3 separate regions of the Homo sapiens genome follow, and all the other regions are linked to region 1. A link is an interaction called in ENCODE POLR2A ChIA-PET data of the cell type or tissue named here. Cell type or tissue: MCF 10A. All regions are shown on one strand.

Evidence for each region. Peaks named below come from ENCODE experiments on the same cell type or tissue, not always from the same donor. Only the 100,000 strongest peaks of a DNase experiment are listed, where the experiment ranks them.
Region 2: POLR2A ChIA-PET joins it to region 1 with 10 read pairs; 2 of 35 experiments call an interaction of 5 or more read pairs at or near these places.
Region 3: POLR2A ChIA-PET joins it to region 1 with 17 read pairs; 6 of 35 experiments call an interaction of 5 or more read pairs at or near these places.

What each region holds. Positions count from the first base shown.
Region 1 is chr15:51,619,291-51,627,290 of GRCh38, reverse strand. It overlaps DMXL2 (Dmx like 2), which reads left to right and starts at 4,520. Exons shown (of 44, transcript NM_001378457.1): 1 at 4,520-4,832. The coding sequence starts at 4,746. LOC105370816 (a long non-coding RNA gene) reads left to right here. Exons shown (of 5, transcript XR_932236.3): 4 at 2,005-2,116; 5 at 2,466-2,607. RefSeq lists a silencer at 4,383-4,602 and an enhancer at 4,973-5,382. In MCF 10A, a CTCF peak has its summit at 5,328; DNase peaks (open chromatin) are centred at 4,280, 4,520 and 5,170.
Region 2 is chr15:51,773,198-51,781,197 of GRCh38, reverse strand. TMOD2 (tropomodulin 2) reads right to left here. Exons shown (of 10, transcript NM_014548.4): 4 at 7,364-7,486; 5 at 4,180-4,266; 6 at 24-154. Among named protein-coding and RNA genes, the nearest start is that of TMOD2, 26 kb to the right of the region's middle. In MCF 10A, CTCF peaks have their summits at 4,034 (motif pointing right) and 4,821 (motif pointing right); DNase peaks (open chromatin) are centred at 337, 4,047 and 4,837.
Region 3 is chr15:51,532,404-51,540,403 of GRCh38, reverse strand. DMXL2 (Dmx like 2) reads left to right here. Exons shown (of 44, transcript NM_001378457.1): 10 at 1,952-2,191; 11 at 2,645-2,916; 12 at 3,542-4,238; 13 at 4,620-4,741. Among named protein-coding and RNA genes, the nearest start is that of DMXL2, 86 kb to the left of the region's middle. In MCF 10A, a CTCF peak has its summit at 3,241 (motif pointing left); no DNase peak of the experiment used is centred here.

The DNA.
Region 1 (8,000 bases):
AAGAGAGCAGATACGTAAGTTTTTGTTTTTCATCCTATAAGTGGCATTCTTACCTAAAGCAAAAGCAAATATAACAAATCAGAGGCCACAGAGATGGTCAAAGCTAGAGTTTGAGGCTGTGATACAGATTTTTTTGTAAAGATGCCGATAACTTCTTCTATACCCATTTTCAATGTGACTTTTCTGTTCTTCCCATTGAAAGGTGGATTTGTTTTCCTAGTTCTTGAATCTGTGCTGGCTCTGTGACTTGTTTTGACCAAGGAATATGATAGAAGTGACTCTGCCCTTCAAGGCTAAGCATGAGACTGCCATGTACAAACGTTGGTCTAGTCTATGGAGGGCAAGATGCCACATAAAGGGGAACTGAGGCACCCCAGACAACAACTAGTATCAACTGCTAGACATGAGGCCATCTTGGACCTTCTACCACAGTTCACTGCAGTTGTATGAGTGAAACCAGCAGAACTTCCCAACCAATTCACAGAACATACGAAATAATAATAATTGTTGTTTTAAGCCACTGTGTTTCAGAGGGGTTTGTTAAAGTGATAACTGATATAGGTTCACACCTATGATATTTTAGATTAAAATGCATCATTGCTATAGTTTATGACTGAAAAGCAATACAGGTATTGTTACAACATCAATTTCAGGCTTTAACACAATAGACTGCAAAATGAACTGGTAACAGAAAGTCAGGGCTTCCATTGCTATACTACTGAAGAAACCAGAAGCTTAAAGTGTTAGACATCCTAGGAAAACTGTAAGGTCCCCACAACTGGAAGAAATATTTTTAAAAAATAGGTATTAGATCCTCAAACAAATGGAATCACTTGAGAATTTAATATTTAAATTATATAGATAGCTCAACAAGAACTAATAACAGATATATCAAAGATCAACATTACGATGCTGTAGATTTATGAGTAGAAATTCCAGTTACCTCTGTAGGTAAGAGTAATAATGACACAAGTCATGCCCCTTGACTCTTTTTTTTTGAGACAGAGTTTCACTTTCTGTTGCCCAGGCTGGAGTGCAATGGTGTGATCTCGGCTCACAGCAACCTCCACCTCCCGGATTCAAGTGATTCTCTTGCCTCAGCCTCCTGAGTAGCTGGTATTACAGGCATGCACCACCACGCCCGGCTAATTTTGTATGTTTAGTGGAGACGGGGTTTCTCCATGTTGGTCAGGCTGGTCTCAAACTCCCGACCTCAGGTGATCTGCCTGCCTCGGCCTCCCAAAGCTCTGGGATTACAGGCGTGAACCACTGCGCCTGGCTGCCCCTTGACTCTTGAAGATAAAGTCCTTGAGTTCCGTGGTGTAGTGGACAACCTCCAAAATGGCTGCTCACGACTCTCCCTTCCTGGCACTCACTTTCTTGGGAAATAGTCTCCCACACTAAGTTATAGCTGGCCTGTGCACCCAATAAAATATGGTGGAAATGATGGCGTGTGACTTCTAAGGCTAGTTTATAAAAGACATTGCAGTTTCTACCTTGGTCTCTCTCTTGGATCACTTGCTGCTGGAGCAGTCAGCCGCCGTGTCTTGAGGACACTCACACAGCACTATGGAGAGGAACACATAGGAACTGAGGCCTCCATCTATCTATTAGGCTCAACTTGCTAGCCATGAGAGCCTGCCATCTTGGAAGCAGGGCCTTTAACTTCAGTCAAGACTTCAGATGACTGTATCCCTGGCTATTTCTTTTTTAGATAGCTTTATTGAAAGTATAATTTAATTACCATACAATTCACTAATTTCAAGTATACAATTCAATGATTTCTAGTAATTTTACAGAACTGCCCAACCATGACCACAATCTAATTTTAGAATGTTTATCTCATGCCAAAAAGAAACCTCATATCCATTAGCAGTCACTCTCAGTTCCACCTTCAGCCCCAGGCAACCACTAACCTATTTTCTGTGACTGTAGATTTGTCTTTTCAGAAAATTTCATACAAATGATTTCATACAAACGAATTATGTGGTCTTTTGTGTCCAGCTTCTTTTATTTAGCATGTAGCTGACATTTTGATTGCCATCTCATGAAAGACTCTGAACCAGAACTTTCCTGCTAAGCTACTACTAAATTATTGATTCACAGAAACTGTGAGGTAATGAATCTCTACTGTTATTTTTGGCTGATAAATTTTGGGGTAATTTATTGCACAGTAATTGATAACTAGTACACATCGGTAGGTGATACTGCTGGGAAACTAAGTCCCACATTTAATGGCACACATTCAATGGGCCATTAAACCCAACCCCAAAGGTACTATTAAGAGTTGTGTTGGGATCTCAAATCAAAGCAAAAAGAAAAAAAAAAGAGTTGTGGACATGATAAATTATATCTTACAATTCGATTAGCATATTTTGTTAATGATACAAAACTGCTACTTTTTCTAATTTTTAAAAGAAAGCCCTTTCCAAAATTAGAAGAAAGAATTTCCAATTTGTTTTTAGGTCCATGAAAAAATTTGCATGAACAAGGAAGAGATGAAATTGTGGACAGTCAAAAGTGTGGTCTAGCTGCCCTGGTGGGCTACCAAGGAAACTTGCCATATTAGTCTGGAGTGAGTTTTGACTGATCAGATTGGACAATAAAAGGCTCAGCTGTAATTCCAGGAGACTTAATTAGTCATTTGCAACCTTAAGATACAGCTATCAAGAAGCCATTTAAAGGATTCATGAGGGAAGAGAACAGGTGGATACAGGCTTCAGATTTTGAGTTTGATACCGAGAGGAAGAAAGAGGCTCACAACTTCACAACTGTGTGAATGGGCCAAAACTTCATGGAATGCTGTAAAACAAGAGCCAAATGTGAAATGGTTTAAATAATGTGAATTAGTAACACTCTTGGAAACCTGAGTACAATTTGTTGTTTGATGATAGTTTTGACTTGGTTTCTAATGCAGTGAAGGTCAAAGATTAAGAGACTCATCTAGAATCTAGTAGTAACAAAAAGGAACCCTTGGATATGGCGCGGGGGAAGGGAGGAAGGGGGGGGGAGGGAAGGGGAGGGAGGGGGGAGAGAGAGAAAGAGAGAGAATGCCGCAGGTCATTAGGTATTATTTTTCATTCCTCCTGCAACTTTCTACTGAAAAGATTACCAACGACTGACAGATCTTTGCCTCCAATCTTCCCCACCCTTCCCTTTATGCTTCAAAATGCTACAAAGTCATCTTCCCAAAGCAGCTCTGATTATATAAATTTTTGCTCAGAAACATCTGATATACCCCCACTGCATGCAGAGTGAAATCTGGGCTTCTTGGAGCATTCAAGACTCTCCATAATATGTTTTGGTAGGCCAAGAGTTAGACCACTTGGATACCTTGATCTCTTGCTAAGTATTATTTACTTTCCCTACCCTATAAATCATCTGCCTCAAACATTAATCTTTGTACCTTCAACACCCCCTCTATTTTCTGTACTGTATTTGCAGCATTTCTTGTCTATCTCAGCCTGTCAAAATTAAACTCAGCGTTTATGTCAGGTTATGTCTCCATAATGCCTTATCCACGCCCTTAGTCAACATTCTTCTTCCTCTTCTGTGGTGCATAAAGACTTTTATATCTCAATCACACCACCTTTGGCGTTCTGCCTGGTTTTACAGATAGTTATGTCTTGGTGTCCCCTACTTCCTTACCCTGTGATTTAAGCATAGTATGGGTTAGAACATTTGCCATGAATTGGCCTGTGGCAGGGAGCTGATGATCCTTGTTATCAACCATTCAAAGTTTAGCAGATAGTTTGGAAAATCAGGCGATTCTGCTAATTCATGAAATTACTCATGAAAAAAAGTCGAAAGGAGTCACCCGTCTCTAAGGCGGCTTTTTGCTGTCTAGAATAACCGTGACAAAAGGTGGGAGCAAAATAATTAGCTTTCAGGGGAGTATGGCTTCTCTAAATAGTTGCAAGATGCCTACATTGTTTATGTAAAATAAAATATCTTATGTACTGCACTTTCGAAAAGACTGAAGATATCTAAGATATCTCCAGGTGGAAATTCCCGGTGACGGGTGTCCTTCTGAGGTCAACGGCACTGACCATTGCACACTGTATTCTGGAATACGTTCAACACAGCAAAACCGGCTCGTGGCGCGTCCCCGGCGTCCGACTGCTGCGTGGCCCCGAGCGACCTGCACCCCACTCGCCCCCGCCCCCACCTCCGCCCCAGTCCGCAGCGGCTACAGCCCGGGAGGCTCCAAGGGAACTCCCGCACGTCTGCGCGCGCAATCACGGGACGGCGGGTCGGCGTGGCGCGCGCAATTGCCCTGGAAACCACGGCGCGCGCACGCGCAAACGCGGGTGATGGGGGGAAGAAAGACTGAGCTGAGAGCTTTGCCGCGGGGGGAGGGCTCTACCTCGCTCCCCCGCGGTGGGCGCGCGCGCTGGCCCGCTCCCTTGCTGCACGCTCCCGGCTCGCGCGTTCCCCCCGGTGCCCTCCCCCGCCTCACAAGCACCCTTGCCCTCCCGCATTTGTGCGCCGGTGCAGCAGGCAGTGGGAACATCCGGGCATTTCCGCAGCTGAGCGGCGACCCGGGCGGCGGCGGCGGTCGAGGAGCTCCCATGGCAGGGACGAGGCGGAGGGAAGGCGAAAGGGGGGCGAGGAGTTAAGCCAGAGCCTCCGCGGGGCGGGTTTCCGAGGGAGGCACAGAGGGAAACGGCTCTCGCAGCCCGAGGAGGGTCAGGCGCGGAGCTTGTCGCACCTCCCGCGCATTCTGTCCAGCCCGGGCTCCGGAGATGCATCTGCATCAGGTCCTCACCGGAGCTGTCAACCCTGGAGACAACTGCTACTCCGTGGGCAGCGTCGGGGATGTCCCCTTCACGGTGAGCGGCGGCCGGGAGCCCTAGGGGAAGATACCAGGGGCCAGACGCGGGGGCAGGGACCTCCTGTCCAGGGCGCACGCCTCCTCAGGAGGCTGTGAGATGTTGGTGGGCCCCACCCGTGGCCCCTTTGCAGCCTTGGGGTTTAGTTCCCCCTGGGACCCGTGGGACCGTGGGTCCTGCGTCTGGTGTAGGAAATCACCCGTTAGGGGAAAGGCTTAGGAATCCACCGCACTCTCCACCCCAAGCAAACGGGCCTGAGGTGACTGGACTAGAAGGCTCCTCCTAGGGCGGCCCTTCGGTCTGCGGTGGAGGAAAGTGGTGGTGCGGCTGAAACCCCAGAGCGTCCGTTTCGCAGCTGCTCTCGGCGTGGAGGCGAAGAGACTTGGTGTTGGTCTCGGAGCGTGGAGGTGAAGAGACTTGGTGTTGGTCTCGGAGCGTGGAGGCGATGCTGCGCCTTGGCTCCCCCTGCCCGCTGTGCTAGGGCAGCGAGGAGCTGCTGGAGTCTGTGGCTTTAAGCCTGACTCTGTATCTCCTGATAATGCAGGATCTTAATTCCAACAAAAAGATAGAAAAATTCATCCTCCGCGCCCGAAAGATTTAGAATGGAAAGGTTAGAGTCACAGTGGCTTGGAGAGCTGTCTCATTTATCAGGAGGTCGTAGTTTGGTAATCCTCCTAGATAATATTTTAATCTGTAAGGTAGCCTTTTTTTTAATATAGTAAGGCAATGTGAAAAATTTACAACAGTGCTTGTTTGAGAAAAGTGTATGTATACATAACGTTTTAGAATCTCCTTAAAAGCTAGATGAAGTAGACATGTTTCTCAAGGAGATTGGACTCATCAGTCCTTTTTGAGAGTGGAAATGTTTAAACCAAGCCTTGGAGCTTCGTTTACTCATAGATAGACTCCCATAAATTGAGTTCTTTTTTAAAGAATGAAATTTATACATGGTCTTCCTTATAAGGAACTGTAGGCAGCCAGACCTTTATTAAATATATTTTGTAAACTGTTCTTCTTGATAAAACTGGAAATTCCGTAATGGTATGCTTTTTAGACAAGGAAAACCCTTTGATGTCTGCTTTCCAACAGTGTTTTTAAAACTGCGGAAAATAAAGCTTCAGCAAAACTGCAGAATCATTATGTAGCAGTGCATTCTGGAACAGAATTTATTTTTTGACGTTTTGTGATACATTAACCCCAGAAGATTGCTTTTTAGCCATTTTAATTTTTTAGTGTAATCCACTTGGCCTAGCTCCAGTTTAGAACGACCCCTTTTGTCATCTGTGTTTTATGTACATGTGACTTAAAATATTCATATAGAGCTGAGCTTTGTCTTCAAGTGTGTGGAGAATCTTGGTTTTTGGGGATAGAGAGAAGAAATTTCCCTGTTCCCCAGTAGTGCAGATAGGAAGTTCCTCAGGGTTAGAAGAGTGGGCCTCTTTCATCAAGAAACAAAGCTGGAATCTTTGGTTATATTTTCCTGCTAGAATGGTGGTGGTAGTTTTCTGCTTCCATCTAAAGTGGAGTGCTGTCTCACGGCAGGTCTGGTATGTAGAACTAAATAAACGGGTTCAGATGCAGCCTGGAAAAGCCTGTGTAAGAACTGTTAGTGCTGTGCAGGTGTGGTTATGCTGTAGGCCACTTGTGACCAGATGCTTAGAGTCATTTTCAAATCTTCTTGCACTTCCCTAATTCAGCGTTTCACGAAGTCTAGTTGACTCTGCACTGTCTACCAGATTTACTCCTTTTCATATCCTTAACCACCACCTTATTTTACAATCTTATTGGTATTAATATAAAAGCTTTCAAAACTGTCATGTCCGATAACTTCTTCATCCTCCACACCGCTGCTAGGATAATTTTCTTCAAGTGTCATTTTACTATATTACTCTTGGCTTAAGAATATGTAATTGTTTTTAATAGCTGTGTTAGGAAATGTAAACTTGTCAAGTATTCTCCATCTTTGACTTTATTTTTAATTATATGTACTCCTCACTTTGGCCCCTCTGTTACATACTGATCTTCTTACTCTAAACTGCATTTTTATGTTGCAACAAGACAGTCCTTTTGGGTTTCCAAATTCGACTCAAAATTTACGTGGTTTAGGATGCCTGCCTGTGACACTGTTATTTTGGTCTTTTGACAAATGTAAATACAAACCCATTTTGCACACCATCTCATTTAACTACCTTAGTTTTGAGCGCACTGATCCAGTTTTAATTTTGCCATGAACTAGAAATGATCTCTTGGGCTTTGTGAAAAACAGATTGAAAAACAAAACAAAACAAAACAAAAAACAAGCTGCTTTCAAGCAGTCTATATATAATCAACTAACAAATACTTAAGTTCCTATGTTTGTAAATATAGGAATAATAAATAGTAATAATAGTAAAATAAAATAAAGTAATATAATAGTAAAAATAAAAAGCAAGCTCCTCTTCATGGAGCCTGTCACTTGATTTTAGAGCAATCAGATGAAGAAACTTTAGTTCTGGATCAGATGATTAAAAGGGGGACCAGCCAGGACTTGGAATGAAGGTCTTGTGACTTCTCATTGTGTGGGCTTTTCTTGGTAGTATTTCCTTCTTAATATCAGAGTGCCTGCTCTGGAGAGGGTGTGTGGGTGCGTAGGTGGGTTAGTGGATGGATGGAAGGCCTCCCAGACATAGTGTAGAAGGAACTACTGTCTTGCAACTAACTCATGATTCTTAGCTGATGTTGTGTTTCATGGTAGCCTGAGAACCTTTTCAAAATACAATACATACTTTATTTCAGAGTCTAAAATTGATACATCTTTGAAGAACAGAATTGTTCTAAAAGGATTTTGAGTTTATGACAGTGTAATAATTGAAAGAAATGTGTGTTATATATTTTGCTGTGCATGGTGGGTGGCGTGATTGGTTGGCTGTGAATGACTACTTGATGTCGTGATGTCCCAATTTGTGCAATATTGACATGGTACTGCAGTCTGTAGTGGACAATCTCAGCTGATGTCTGTGGTTTTAGTGGTATCACGTAAGCTATGATGCTTTTCACTTGTGTTTAGGCAGTATACAGCTGTTTCCTTAAACATTCGATTGTGATTTCGTAAATGTAGCTGTAGATATCACATTTTAAAACATCACCTTTTGAACAATTTTGTTCTTTTCAGTGTAAGATCTAGGTTTT
Region 2 (8,000 bases), 150 kb before region 1:
TGATGATAATCACAATGAAATACCTTAATGTTGTTGAGGTTGACTTCTTGCAAGCTAGGATCATTGGCTTTCATCTGCTGCAGGCTTATTTCCACATTTGTGGGATTTGGTGGTTCCTCAAATACTGGCTTTACTTTTTCACCTTTGACAACATCTAAAACACAAGTTTTCATTTTAAAAAATGCAAAGTCTCTCCTATCAAAATCAGTGGTGACTTCCCAAAAAATGACATTTCTTTCATATGCTGATTCCAATAACACTTTAATAGCAATGACAGTAGGTGTATTCTCAGCTAAGCAAGCATGGGAGTGGTATAGCTATGAGTCACAGCTTGGAAGGCTGGTGTTTCTCAACTGCAATGAGAATTCCCTGGGGCTAACACTGCATGGACCCAAAGTTCAGGAGACCCTGCAGCAAACTCCAACTTTCAAAATATCCATGGGCCGTTATTGCTGCTCCATATGGACATCTGTCAGACTATACTAACTAGACTACAGGATCTGAGATACAAATCAGACACCACAATAAGTCTTCATTTCCCAAACTTTAATACCCCTCTGGCCTCTTGATTATACCCTACCCTCCTCTGAGTTCTATTCTGGAGCTTTAGTTTTAAGGAAGGTATGGGGAGAGAAAGGGATAAAAAAGAAGAATGGAAGAATTCTCAAAAATAGTTAACAGAGATACAAAGGATTAATATCCCAATATACACAGAGCTCCTACAAATCAATAAGGTGACCCAATTAAAAATGAACCAATAATACGCTCAGAAGAATCTGTCACTCAACCAAAAAATATAAAAAGTAACTAAGCTCCAAAATAAAGAAATGAGATACCATTTCATTAGCAAACAAGTGTGAAACGAGGTAACATTTGGAGTTGGCAACAATGTGGAGAAAAAAGCATCTTCGTACTCCTCTATAAGTGGGAATGTGATCTGATGCAAATGTTTTGGGAGAGTAATTTGGCATTATCTATTGCAATTTAAGATGTGCATGTTCTATGACCCAGCAATTCTATATCTAGAAGTCTTACCTACAAAAATAGCACAGATACATAAAGATATATATTCAAGGGTGTTCCCTGTTCCCTGAAATATTACTTGTGACAGCAAAACATGATAAACAAAATGTCCACCAATATGAAAATGGGTAAATAAAGTATAGCATCATCACGTAACAACTTATTGTCTATTCGTTAAAAGAATCTATTCAGGAGCCAGGCATGGTGGCTCACACCTATAATCCCAGCACTTTGGGGGACTGAAGCAAGAGAGTTTCTTGAGGCAGGGAGTTTGAGACCAGGCTGGGCAACACAGTGAGACCCAGCCTCTACAATAAATTTTAAAAATTAGCCAGGTGTAATGGTTCATGCCTGTAGTCCTAGCTGCTCAGGGGACTGAGGTGGGAGAATCCCTTGATCCCAGGAGTTTGAGGCTGCAGTGAGCCTTGGTAGTGACACTGGATTTCAGCCTGGGCAACAGAATGAGACCCTGTCTCAAAAAAAAAAAAGTATCTTCATTATCTATCCATTAAAAAAGTTATCTACTCATTTTGGGAGGCCGAGGTGGGCAGATCACAAGGTCAGGAGATCGAGACCATCCTGGCTAACAGGATGAAATCCCGTCTCTACTAAAAACACACAAAAAAATTAGCCGGGCGTGGTGGTGGGTGCCTGTAGTCCCAGCTGCTGGGGAGGCTGAGGCAGAAGAATGGCATGAACCCGGGAGGCAGAGCTTGCAGTGAGCTGAGATCGTGCCACTGCACTCCAGCCTGGGCAACAGAGCGAGACTCTGTCTCAAAAAAAAAAAAAGTTATCTACTCATTAAAAGAATGAAGGAAACCTGTAAGTACTGATAAGAGGCCACAATTAGAAGACAAGTTAATATTTGTATGTGTACGTATAAACGTCCAGAAGGTTATGCACCAGATTGTTAATAGGAAACATTGTCAGAACGTTACCCTTTGATGCTGAAGCTAAAAAGGATGAGCATTTTTTATCCATATGCATAACAAGAAAGGCCAGACTAAGCAACATAGCAAGATCCTGTCTCTACAAAATAAAAATAAAAATAATTAACTGAGTGTGGTGGCATGCACCTGTAGTCCCAGCTACTCAGAAGGCTGAGTGGAAGGATTGCTTGAGTCCAGGAGCTGGAGGCTGCAATAAGTTATGATTGCACCATTGCACTCCAGCCTGGGCAACAGAGCAAGCCTCTATCTCAAAAAAATAAAAGGAATATTGCTCATTGTGTGTCTAAATTACCACTATAAATAATATTTCATATATATGCTACTGAGATTAGAAAGCATCTCCCAAGTCTCTATTAAAGTGAATAAAATAAAATTAACCTAAGAAAAGCTGTAATCCTAAAAATTAGTTGGGTGTGGTGGCACATGCCTGTAGTCCCAGCTACTCAAGAGGCTGAGGCAGGAGAATCGCTTGAACCCAGGAGGTGGAGGTTGCAGTGAGCCGAGATTGTGCCACTGCACTCCAGCCTGGGTGACAGAGCAAGACTCTGTCTCAAGAAAAAAAAAAAAAAAAAAAAAAAAAAGCTGTAATTTTCTATGAGTTTTCAAAGCACATGGATCACACTGTACTGACATGATCTGGTTATTGGTCCTTCCTTACCCTGGACAGATAAATTCCCTTGGGCAGGGACCATTTTCTTTCTTTCTTTTTTTTTTTTTAATTTTTAATTTTTTATTATTATTATACTTTAAGTTTTAGGGTACATGTGCACATTGTGCAAGTTAGTTACATATGTATACATGTGTCATGCTGGTGTGCTGCACCCATTAACTCGTCATTTAGCATTAGGTATATCGCCTAATGCTATCCCTCCCCCCTCCCCCCACCCCACAACAGTCCCCAGAGTGTGATGTTCCCCTTCCTGTGTCCATGTGTTCTCATTGTTCAATTCCCATCTATGAGTGAGAAGATGCGGTGTTGGTTTTTTGTCCTTGAGATAGTTTACTGAGAATGATGATTTCCAGTTTCATCCATGTCCCTACAAAGGACATTAACTCATCATTTTTTATGGCTGCATAGTATTCCATGGTGTATATGTGCCACATTTTCTTAATCCAGTCTATCATTGTTGGACATTTGGCTTGGTTCCAAGTCTTTGCTATTGTGAATAGTGCCGCAATAAACATACGTGTGCATGTGTCTTTATAGCAGCATGATTTATAGTCCTTTGGGTATATACCCAGTAATGGGATGGCTGGGTCAAATGGTATTTCTAGTTCTAGATCCCTGAGGAATCGCCACACTGACTTCCACAATGGTTGAACTAGTTTATAGTCCCACCAACAGTGTAAAAGTGTTCCTATTTCTCCACATCCTCTCCAGCACCTGTTGTTTCCTTGCATCCAAGGGATGAAGCCCACTTGATCATGGTGGATAAGCTTTTTGATGTGCTGCTGGATTCGGTTTGCCAGTATTTTATTGAGGATTTTTGCATCAATGTTCATCAAGGATATTGGTCTAAAATTCTCTTTTTTGGTTGTGGGGCAGGGACCATTTTCATCTTTGTACCTAAGCCTAGAACATTCCTGACACATAGTAGGTATTTAGTGGATGACTGATGAATGAATGAATAAAAAAGTCTAATTAATTGTACACGTCTATAGGAAACGTTGACATAGAAGATAGTGGTGTGGAATGTCCTGTGCACGTAAGTCCATGCCAGCGTGTCTTTCATGCCCTCTGAGGGAAGTGGACATTCAAATTCTAATGACAAGCATCTATTATTGAGACAAAAAGACACTCAAATAGAGAAGGGAACTTATTTAAGCTACTATAGTTGATTAAAACATCCTCAGGAACATGAAACGCTGCATTTTGTGATGACCAAGCAGTCTTATATCAGCAATTTTTTTTCATGAATATGGATTATACCATTTAATGCAGACCCATATATCAACAATTTCATCTTCTGACTAAACAGACCTACCAAGAAAGTGTTCTGGGCAACACACACTGATTTGTACTAGTTTCACCGCCAGATGGAGCTCTCATTGTCAGCTGCTCTGTTCTGGTTTGATTGCTCAAAGCCCAAGTGATCCTAGCAAAATGACAGAGTGTAAAGCCTGCAAGACTCAACAGGCCTCTCTCCTACCAGCAACTCTGGAGGCTCCAAAGCTTTACAAAACCACAGATTGCACATCAACTTACTTCTGACAGGTCCTTTGCCACCTTTATTGTTGGCTGTTTCTTCATCGAACTTTGGATTGTTGAGCAAATTGTGTACTCCAAGGACAGCTAAAAACAGTCAACAAATGAGCATTAAGTTTGGAGAAGCACATTAGGATGTCCACATTGTTAATTTGTCCCTTGAAGAACAATTCTTTACATCATAAAGATAAGTCCCTGAGTCCTCTTTCCTTGCACAGTGTGTGGTACATGTATAGCGTTAAATACACTTACAAAAACCTCCTTTCAAGACCACCAGAAATCTTCCTGTCTTTCTACGTCTCCACATGTAGAATCATTTAGGATCTGAGGAACAGTGGCTAATTATGGCCACAATTTACCGAAAATCTGCCTAGACCTCCTAGTTAAATAGGAAAACCTTTCAGTTTTCTCATCTGTAAAATGAGAAGGTGGGACTGAGACTAAGGGTTTTTAAGATCTAACATTATATAGATTACTGCATATATTTTTCCAGAGGCCTCTTTCAATGTCAGCCTCCTCATCTCTTAGTACCAAATATAATTGTCTCTAGAGCATGCCAGGGTGGGGAAAAAAAAGCAACATCAGCAAAGAAAAGGTCAGCTAAGCGTACTGATTTTCGGCTTCCTGTATTACACAGAACTTGCACCAGGAGGCAGCACAGAATGCAGGAAACAACACTGGGGAAGAATGAATGCGGGGCTGACTGAACCTGCAACTGCTACGCAGATTTCCCTTTGCTAATGAAATTCCAGGTGATACTGGCCACCTGAAGAAGGATCCCAGAAGGGATAATAATCTGTTGACAGGTGGCAGAGGAGTGCCTCTGAGATGCTTATCAGCTCTACTGTAAGCTACATATTGAAGGAGGGAGGCAGCTGGCACAGCACAAGAAAGGGCAAATGGTCAGAGCTAGCAAGGACCCGGTGAAGAGGGGGACTTGGGAGCAGTCAAGAATCCTGACTCTGACCACGTTAAACTGTGTGACTTGGGAAGTTGTTAAATGCCCGAGTCTCCGTTTCCTCATCTGTAAAACAGGGATAATAATTATACTTTATTACCAAGATTAAATGACTTTCTATGTGTCAGGCACTATTCTAAATGCTTTACAAATTCTTGTTAAATAAATAAGAATTTGCCACTGTGGGCCGGGTGCGATGGCTCATGCCTGTAATTTCAGCACTTTGGGAGGCAGAGGTGGGCGGATCACGAGGTCAAGAAATCGAGACCATCCTGGCCAACATGGCGAAGCCCCGTCTCTACAAAAAATAGAAAAATTAGCTGGGCGTGGTGGCGGGCACCTGTAATCCCAGCTACTTGGGAGGCTGAGGCAGAAGAATCGCTTGAACTCCGGAGGTGGAGGTTGCAGTGAGCCGAGATTGTGCCACTGTACTCCAGCCTGGGTGACAGAGTGAGACTCCGTCTCAAAAAAAAAAAAAAAAAAAAAAAAAGGAAAAAGAATTTGTCACTGTGTCTCTGTGAAGGGGACAGGAGAAGGAGAAGGTGTCCCATTTGATAAACACTGAGGCCATACAACAAACATATCTTCTTGCTCTGGCCCTATGCTCACCAAGTAACTTCTAATTATAATTTGGCTCCCATTGCCAGGTTTTCATTTTTATCTGTTATCTGTGAAATGGGCTAATGGATCAGTTCCCACCACTTTGCTCCAATCTGACTGCTTCTATATATACTGATAAGATCAAATTTCCAGTCCAGAGCTCCCACAGTTTAGGGCTGGGAACTAGACTCTGGATGGTGACCACACTGACACCCAGCCAGTGTAAGAGGTGCTGTTTTGCAGGTCAACTACCACTCCCTTGAAGAACTTTCTGTCTGCTCTCTATCTGCCACAATAACATGGGCAATATGCCGACACTCTTTCTTATCTAAAACTCAATGGCTGCCAGCTCATCTGCCCATGGGGCTGCCTTCAATCTTCCAGAAGGGCCCACCCTAAAGATGCTGCCAACAGCCCCAGCCAGGCTTCCTTCTGAATTCCTAGGGAACACAGGACGAGGGAGGGAAGCTGAGTAAGGATGAACGAGGACAGTTTTCTATTTGGATTCTCTCTCTGGTTTTACTGTATGAATTTCAGGATCTAGTATCTTCCAAATAATTGGTGTTTTTCTCTTTTTCCTTTCTCAAGGCATTACCTGGGAATTCAAGTTCAGCCCTGCATTCTCCCTCTGGGCAATTCTGGTAGAGACCATGAGGCAACCCCTGGGAGGAGCAGTAGCCATAACAGGATCCCTCCACAGCAACCCCAGGGCTAAGACCAGTGGGTGCAAAACACCTTCTTTACCAGGTGACGCCATCGCCTCAACTCCTGCAGTGGTCAATATGGTCAATATTAAGTTCACAAACATGGGAACTTCCTGACATCATCACAGAAGGAATGAAAATGCAGTTGGGGTGGCTGGTACATTTTAGAATAAGGCTGGTTCTCCTGGGAGGAAAGAGGTTATTATTCTATGTCTTCCAATGGAATAAAAATTCTTGCTAAAGCTGTGGACTGGTTTTTAAAGCACCTCTATCCTGTGGTCATCTAATAACCCTGTGTATGTAGAAGGAAGATCTAATATATAAATCTACTGGTAGATGCAGAAAATCTTTCTTGAAGGCTGTACAAGACATGGGAGTGGGCCTAGGTAATTCAGGTCGAGAGACTTACTTTTCATTACACATTCTTTTGTACTCTTTGACCTTTTTCTATCTGCATTTTAAATAATAATAATTATTATCATGTTGCTATTGTTAAGACTAGAAGGCTAATGGACTTCTTAGCGTTTTCTGAATCAAAATGGAACAATGACTGTGGGAAGAACAAGAACTTTATAGAAATGTTGTGATGATAAAATGCCAAATGTGAAAGCTCCTTAGAAAGCAAAAGAGCTGTTGTTTTATTCTCTAAATTCTCAACACTCCTTCATACTTGTTTGCTTTAATTTCTCACAGTAACTCTTGAGTTTTGTGAGATGGGTATTATTTGCTGCTGAAATAGAGCAAAATAACATTTGCTCAGAGAGTTTAAGTCACCTGCATCAAGACTTACAGCTCCATAATGCCTTGTGTCAACCTGTCATTCTCCTACCTAAGAGAAGCTCAAAGCCTGCTGCCATGGGTGCCAGTGCATGCTCGGAGGTCATAGAGCCAGACAGGAAAGTTCCCAGAGTTCAGGACTAACCTGCAAGATCATAGAGTTCGGTGTCAGAGGCACTGGCCAAAGCTTCTTCCAGTTCTGGGTCAAGGGTCACTTTTTCTTCTTTACGAGTTTCTATAGGCTTTTCTTTAGGGATAAAGACTCTCCCTTTAAATCAGAAGAAAAACAAAAATATTGAGTACTACTGCCTTATTGGTAGGGTAAGTAGACTGAGCAGAGAATGCAGTTCTGGCCATTGAGACCCATATAATTAAGCCAGTTCATATCCAACCGAGATTCCTGGATTGCCAGGATGGTACCAACATCAATAAGTCACTGTCAGAGGGAAGGAACACTGGAGGAGGAATCCTGCATTCTGCCACACAGAGATCTGAGACTACAGTCCTTAAACACAGAGGGAAATGGTGGCTTCTACCCCTCTTATTGGCAGTACTGCCCTTGGGTCTGGGCAGGAGAGGCCCTGCCCTGAGTCGTGCACTTTAGAGAACCCCATACTAGTCTTCCTGTGGCTGTACCTCTCCCCTCCAGGGGAGGAACCATGAGGCCAAAGGGATATGCCCATCCAGCATATAGGCCACTTTCTATACCACACTTCAGGTACCTAGGACCCTGGAATGCCTTGCCCAAAGAGCCCTGAGCCTGCCTCTAGAGCCTCCACAAG
Region 3 (8,000 bases), 87 kb after region 1:
CTAAATATTTAAGAATGTATCTTTTAGTAAAAAGGGAATTTGCCTCCATAGCTGTAATACTGTTATTGCATGTGAGGAACATAGATAAAATAATATCATGTAATATACCATTCATATACAAATATAGATTCCTTTCTTAAATGCAGATTATTTTCTTTAAATTCCTCCAATCTAGAACAGTCCCTTTCTCAATTGTCAAAAAAAAATCTGTTAGTCTCAAAAAGTTGTCTCTCAGTTTTCTTTCAAAATGTCTCACAGTCTGAATATTTGTTAATAAGATTTAGGTTTAACATTCTGAGCAAGATTACTACATAGGCACATAGGTGATGTAGTGTTTTATAGGATTGCTAATTCACAAATCCTATTTTATATGATTTATTTCATTTTTATCACAAAACCAGAATAGTCATCCAGGAACTGGAAAGAAAGAACAAATTAGAGCATTTAACATTCATATTTATTGTAATAGAACATTACCAGAATGTCCATGCATTTTATCTTTAGATTTTCACTTCTTTTTGCAAAGGACAATTTTTCCTTCTGTTGAATGAATTATTTATAATATGGATTGAAATTAAGGAGATTAAGTTTTTGATTTATACCATTTTTTGGGCGGAGGAGGACAGGGTCTTGCTGTGTCACCCAGGCTAGAGTGCAGCCTTGACCTCTCCGGCTCAGGCAATCCTACCACCTCAGCCTCCTGAGTAGCTGGGACCACAGGTGTGTGCCACTACACCTGGCTAATTTTTGTAGTTTTTGTAGAGTCAGTGTCTCGCTGTGTTTCCCAGGCTGGTCCCAAACTCCTAAGTTCAAGCGATCCTCCCGCCTTGGCCTTCAGAAGTGCTAGGATTACAGACATGAGCCACCACACCTGGCCAATTTATACTCTCTTACATGAACTCATCAATTTCATAAATTTCAGTTACCTCAAATGGAGAAATTATCTTATACTTAGAATTTTGCCTGCCTTCTTGTGTTTTTTTCTTGATTTTATTTCCCAACAGCTATTTAGTAAAGTTTCAAACACTGAGAAAAGTTGGAAGAATAGTACAGTTAATACTTTTATATTCTTCACTTTGATTCAACAGTTGTTAACATTTTGCCACAGTTGCTTTATATGTGGCAAATGTCTCTGTGTGTATGTGTATGAAATGTTTTCTTTTCTCTTTCTTTCTTTCTTCCTTTTTTTTTTTGGAAACGGAGTCTTGCTCTGTCACACAGGCTGGAGTGCAGTGGAGTGATCTCAGCTCATTGCAACCTCTACCTCCCGGGTTCAAGCAATTCTCCTGCTTAAGCCTCCCAAGTAGATGGGACTACAGGCACACCCCGCCACACTGGGCTAATTTTTTGTATTTTAGTAGAGATGGGGCTTCACCGTGTTGCCCAGGCTGGTCTCGATCTCCTGAGCTCAGGCAATCCACCCGCCTCTCCCTCCCAAAATGCTAGGATTACAGGCATGAGTCACCGCACATGGTCGAAATGTTTTCTTAGTCTTTTCAAAGTAAGTTACACCTATCATGGTGTATCACCCTTACATTAGCAAGTATCTCCTAAAATTCTCTCACATAATCATAATATCATCATACCTAAGAAAATGATAAGTAATTCCATAATATCTAATATCCAGTTCATATTTAAACTTCTCTAGTTATCTCTTTTATAGCTGCTTTTCTGCTTTAATTTTTCATCCCCTGTCCCCAAACTGGAATTCACTGAAGGTTGATGCATTCGTGTATTTTGTTTTTAAGTTAATAGTTTAATTTCATATGTCTATCATTAATTCTTAAGATTTACATTTACCATTAAATTCAGTTAAAGTTTTTACAAATGCTGCTAAAATTATGTTGACTTGTTTAGCACCTTTTCTTTATATAGATTAGTCATTGTAAGCACTTGTCATGTTTTTAAAGAAATAAAAAAAATTATATTGAAATCTCTTTTATTTCCACAGATATTCCAAATGTCTTGGTTGGCACTGCATTTAATGTTGATGATGGAAATGGGGGCTTTGTAGTTCATTGGTTAAACAACAAGGAATTTCATTTTACATCATCTACAGAAGTATTTATGCATCAATTACGAAAACTTTCTGATAAGCAGGTAGATCATGAAAATGATGATGCAGATAGAGAAGATGAGGAACATTCACAGGAGGATAGAGAACGGGGTTTACATATGAAATTAGACCATGGTTAGTATCCTGTGTTCAGATTTTACTTACTCCAAAGTTAACAGCTTTCTGTGGTACCACTTTTAGTTTTGAATTCTTCCTTCCCGCTCTTCCTCCTTTTTACTTTTCTATTTGTTACACAAGTATTTACTGACCATCTGCCTTGGATCAGGTACTCTGCTAGCCCCTGCAAACATCATCTAACTCTATATGTTCTTTGGAAGCCATATCCTTTTCTGGGGAACAGGTTTTGCTAAATGGTAGTAATAATGATAGGGTGAATGAAGTTTTAATTTATCTAAAAGTAGTAACTGTAGTAACATTCAATTCAGACAAAAGTTTCCTTTGTTTTTTTTTCTGACTGTAAATTGGAAAAGAGATTTAGTTTTTAAAGATAGTATGCCATTTATTTATAGTCTAGTATGTAAATGAATTATTTAATGCTTGTATTGATAAATATATTTTCTGGTTCAGATTTATCCCTGGATAGAGAATCTGAGGCAGGTACAGGATCATCAGAACATGAAGATGGAGAAAGAGAAGGAAGTCCTAGAACTTACTCACGACTTAGTGTACCAATGCCACTGCCTACGGTTCTGCTTGATCGGAAGATTGAAACGCTGCTAACTGAATGGAATAAGAATCCTGATATGCTTTTTACAATACACCCTGTAGATGGTACCTTTCTAGTGTGGCATGTGAAGTATTTGGATGAATATAATCCTGGAATATTTAGACAAGTTCAGGTATATTTTATTGATGAAATAGTTATTACATTTCTTAAAATAGTAAAAAGAAATAAATGCTTTGTAGAGTTAGCATGTTTTTAGAATTACTGAAAATTTTGGTTTTGATAAGCATCTGAGTAAAGAATACTTCTTTCTTTCAGAAGGGATCAGTGACCATAAGCTTAGCAAACTTGATTAGTTAGAAGATAATGAATTTGGCCTTGAAATGCAGTACTGAATATTTAAATATATGTGTTGATTTTTGAGGGAATTAATAATATTTTGAATAAGATTAAGAAACTACCCTGAAAATGTGAATCAGGATGAGCTCCTCCTTGTGGCCAATTTGATGAGCTAAACGAAGCTGCCTTTGTCATCTCTCTCAACTTTATTGCTATTTAGATCTGTGGCTGTGGTCATTTTGTTGTACAAGCAAAGCACTTGAACTTTTTTTCTTCAGCCTTCTCTTAGGCCATGAATAGAGATATGGTATTACCTAAATAGAGCAAGGGGACTGGACCATAAAGAGGTTGAAAATGACATTTTTTGATAAGAAGCTGAGATTTGGTATTTTGAGAATAGAAGTCTTTTTTTTGAGAGGAGGTAAACTATTTGCACTGAATCATATAATTATGTTTTTCAGGTTTCTTTTTCTTCTCGGATTCCTGTTGCATTTCCCTCTGGTGATGCAAGCTCTCTTAGTAAAAATATCATGATGTATGCCTGTATAAATGCGACAAAAGATTCTCACCACACGCTGTTACACCAGGAGGGGATGTCTGTAGGCAGTCCTCACGGATCACAGCCACACTCTAGATCCCACAGTACACATATGAACATCTTAGCTCCCACAGTAATGATGATCTCTAAACACATAGATGGTTCTTTAAATCAGTGGGCAGTCACTTTTGCTGATAAGTCTGCCTTTACCACTGTTCTAACTGTATCTCACAAATTTAGATATTGCGGTCATCGATTTCACCTCAATGACCTGGCATGTCATTCAGTTTTACCACTGTTATTGACATCCTCTCATCATAATGCTCTATTGACTCCTGAATTAGATTGTCAGTGGGACTCAGACAATAAATTAAGTAGATTAATGGACCCTGTAAAACATATAAAAGGTTCCTCGAAACAACCTCTTAGAAATGCAGCAACTCGTACATTTCATGACCCAAATGCAATCTACAGTGAACTTATTCTGTGGCGTGTAGACCCAATAGGACCTTTGTCATACACTGGAGGAGTATCAGAATTGGCTCGAATTAACTCTTTACATACCTCAGCGTTCTCTAATGTGGCTTGGCTTCCAACTCTCATTCCCAGTTACTGTCTAGGTAAGTGTTCATTGTAATTGTGAAATTAACACAAGCTTTTAAACTATTATTTGTTATATACGAAATGGTTTATATTTGTTGTCATTAAGATTTTTAATAAGTATTCAGTTTTCATTAAGGTGATTTTTAATAAATATTCAGAATACAGGCATGAGACTGATTTTTAGAACTTCCAGAAGTTTTTAACCTTTTCTCTCATAATCCATTTTTTAATTAAACTTTTTGTTAATAATTTTGTATCTACTTATTGTGCCTGTTTAATTATGATTCTAGACCATGGTTAAGCCTAAAAAAAATGTGAATACTTGTTTCTTATCCTTTAGCCAATAAGAAAAATACACTACATGTTTAGAACCCAGAGGCCTTGTTTTCCTTTCTCAGGCACATACTGCAATTCTGCAAGTGCTTGCTTTGTTGCTTCTGATGGCAAAAATCTGAGACTCTATCAAGCTGTAGTGGATGCAAGGAAATTATTAGATGAATTGTCAGACCCAGAATCTTCAGTAAGTATTTAATAATCTTTATTAATTTATCTAAGGAGATAAAGAATTCTCTTTTGACTTTGTCTAGGACCTGTGTTTGTTAGTTGCTGTTTAGGGAGTAAGTATATGTTCTGGGCTGCATATGACATATATATGACACATTTATTTTTTCCTAAGCTGTGTTCCAAGGTACATGAATCAAAATTTTAGTGTACATACCACACATTAATACATTTTACATGAAAAGAAATAAAAAGGATTTTTTTCTAAAATATTATTTGTTTGTAACATATTTTACTCTCTAGTTTGGTTCTGTTAGTCTTACTTTGCTTAAAAGAAGTTTTAAGGCATCTTTACCAAGCTGTATGTTTAGGTTGGAAAATTGGAACTTTTTCAAGCTTGATTCACCATTTTAAAAAATTCTCTGGTTAGAATTTGTTATCAGTGGGTGGCAGCATCTCATTCTGATAGTTCTGTATCTGAGCTGGAAGTCATATATGTTAGTATCTAGAGTTGAACAGTAGATTTTCCATTTACCTATAAAAACAACTATTCTAATAAAAATGTTTCCAGTATTGAAAACCAATGACTATTTTTGAGCATCTACTATGTTCTCCTAGATGTAGAGGGAATACAAAATATAAGTTTCAGACCTACCTTTAAGGAGCTTTTAATTTAGCTGAAGAGAGAGCTTATTAATAAAAAGTTAAGTAGCAGTTTAAGACATAAGAAGAGGAGTCTAAGGGTGGTATGTAATTAATTGCCAAAAGGATGGCCCTAGAAGTGTTTCATTATTCAGAGGAGAGAGAGAGATCAGATTAAGGTAGGCATAGAATTCTTTATTAAGGACAATATTTGGGTTCATTCTTGATGAGTGGATAAGATTTAGAAAGATAAATTCTTTGTCTTTGCCTGAGTGAGAAAATTGCCTGGAAGTAAGTATAGATACAGGAAAGTACATGTGTAAAGCTTGTTCCAGAAACAGTGAGAAAACCATTTGGATTGGAGCTTAAGGTTTGACATAGAGAAAGTCTAGAAAAATAGAATCATAGAACTAGAATTGGAAGATATTTTAAAGGTCACCTGGTCTCACCAGCCATCTGATGCTTTATTCCCCTCTGCTTCATTCCTGCCAATTTGTCATCTGGCCATCGATGAGGGAGACTCAACTCTAAATGCAGCTCATTCTATCCTTGAATAGCTCACACAATCATATTGAAACGCTATTTGTTTTGTGTACATTCTACTTGCTAGTGCTAGTTCTACTTAGAATAAATCTAATATTTCTTGCGTATGAGAGTACCTCAAGATATTAAAAGACAGCTTTCTTGTAACCTGTGAACCTTACTACCTCAGGCCAAATCTGCTCCCCCTGTGCCTATCAAGTTTCTTTATCTGTTTTACATTTGACCCTGGTTACTCTTCTGAGCAGTTTTCAGTTTGTCTGTACTCTGAGCCTTGTAGGATGACTAAAACATAGCAATATTGTGACCTCTCTCATTAGATACATTTATGTTTTGACAGTCACTCCACATTCTTCGTATGTAATTGACTCATCATGAGCTGACTGTCAATATCCCGAAGTCTTTCCCCCTCCCTGCTCTCTGCTAAACCTTGTCTTCTCCATTCTGTATTTGTACATTTGGATTTGGGGTCCAAATGTAGACCTATTTTTCCTATTACATTTCATCTTGCTAAGCACAACTAAACAGTCCAATCTCTCAGTATCTTTTTGAATCTGGATTATGTTATTTAATGTATTTGTTTTTGCTTTATGACTATGTCACCAGCCTGTTTGAAGAGTGTTATACCTGCACCATCTGAGTCAGTTATTAATATGATAAATAGGCAGGTCTGAAGAAAGAGCCTAGCAGTATACATTTGAAATCTTTCTCCATTTTCATTTTTTGGAATGTTTTCCAGCTTGTTTCAAGGATTTCTGTGAGACAGCTTGCCATATACTTTGCTGAAATAAAATACAGTCTTTCTATCTTCTGCAGTCAACGAAGAAAGTCAAAGTTACATGAGGTGATTTGTTTTAATATATGATAGGTGTAATGTGCACACCTTGACATCACTTGGTGACCAAAACATTGTACTAGGTAGACATTAAGCTCCTTGGTCTGCCCTGCAGAAGTATGTTCTTTTCCTTTTTGAAAATGGGAATTTTTGCCTGTTTTTAGTTTTTTGCTATTGATGTCATTCTCCATGATTTGGGGGATTTTGTGTTTTCTTATGGTTCTATTTGTTCTCCATTATACTCAGTGTTTTGTTTTTGGTGGTTCCTCAAGGTTTTATAATATGCATCTTTAACCTCTCATAGTCTACCTTCAAATAATAATATAGTACTCAAAATATAATGTAGCCAGGCACGGTGACTCACACCTGTAATCCAAGCACTTTGGGAATGAGATGGGAAGATTGCTTGACCCCATGAGTTCAAGACCAGCCTGGGCAACATAGTGAGACCCCCCCATCTCTAAATATATACAGTAAACAACTTTCAATAGTGTCCCCAATCTCCCTCTCCTGTGGTCTTCAGCATGCATGTCCTATGAATGTTTTGTTAGGTTTATACATAAGTATTTCATTTATTCTACTGACTGTAAAGGGTGCTGTCTTTTTAATGTTGGTGTCCATGTAGTTATGGCCAGAATATACAAATACAATTGAATATACAAATACAATTGAATTTTGTATGTTTATCTTATATCCTGTAACATTGCTGAATGCATATATTAGGTGTAGGAGTGTTTTTGGTAGATTTCTTGGACTTTTCCATGTAGATAATCATCTCATTATAAATGGGAACAATTTTATCTCTTCCTTTCTAATCTGTATGGCTTTTATTTTTCTTATTTTGTTGCAGTGACTAAAACTTCCAACTCCATGTTGAATAAGAAGTGAGATTGGATGTTCTTGCCTTCTTCCCATTTTTGGAGGAAAAGCATTCAGTCTTTGATCATTACATATAATGTTAGTTGCAGGTTTAAAAAATTTTTTTAAAATTTTTGTGGGTACATAGTAGATGTATATATTTGTGGGGTACATGAAATGTTTTGATATAGGCATGCAATTCTTAGTAATCAAATAATGGAAAATGGGGTATCTATCACCGCATACATTTATCCTTTGTGTTACAAATGATCTAATTACACTCTTCTAGTTATTTTTAAATGAGCAATTAAATTATTGACTATAGTCACCCTGTTGTGCTATCAAATACTAGGTCTTATTAATTCTAACTATTTTTTTGTACACATTAACCATCCCTACCTCC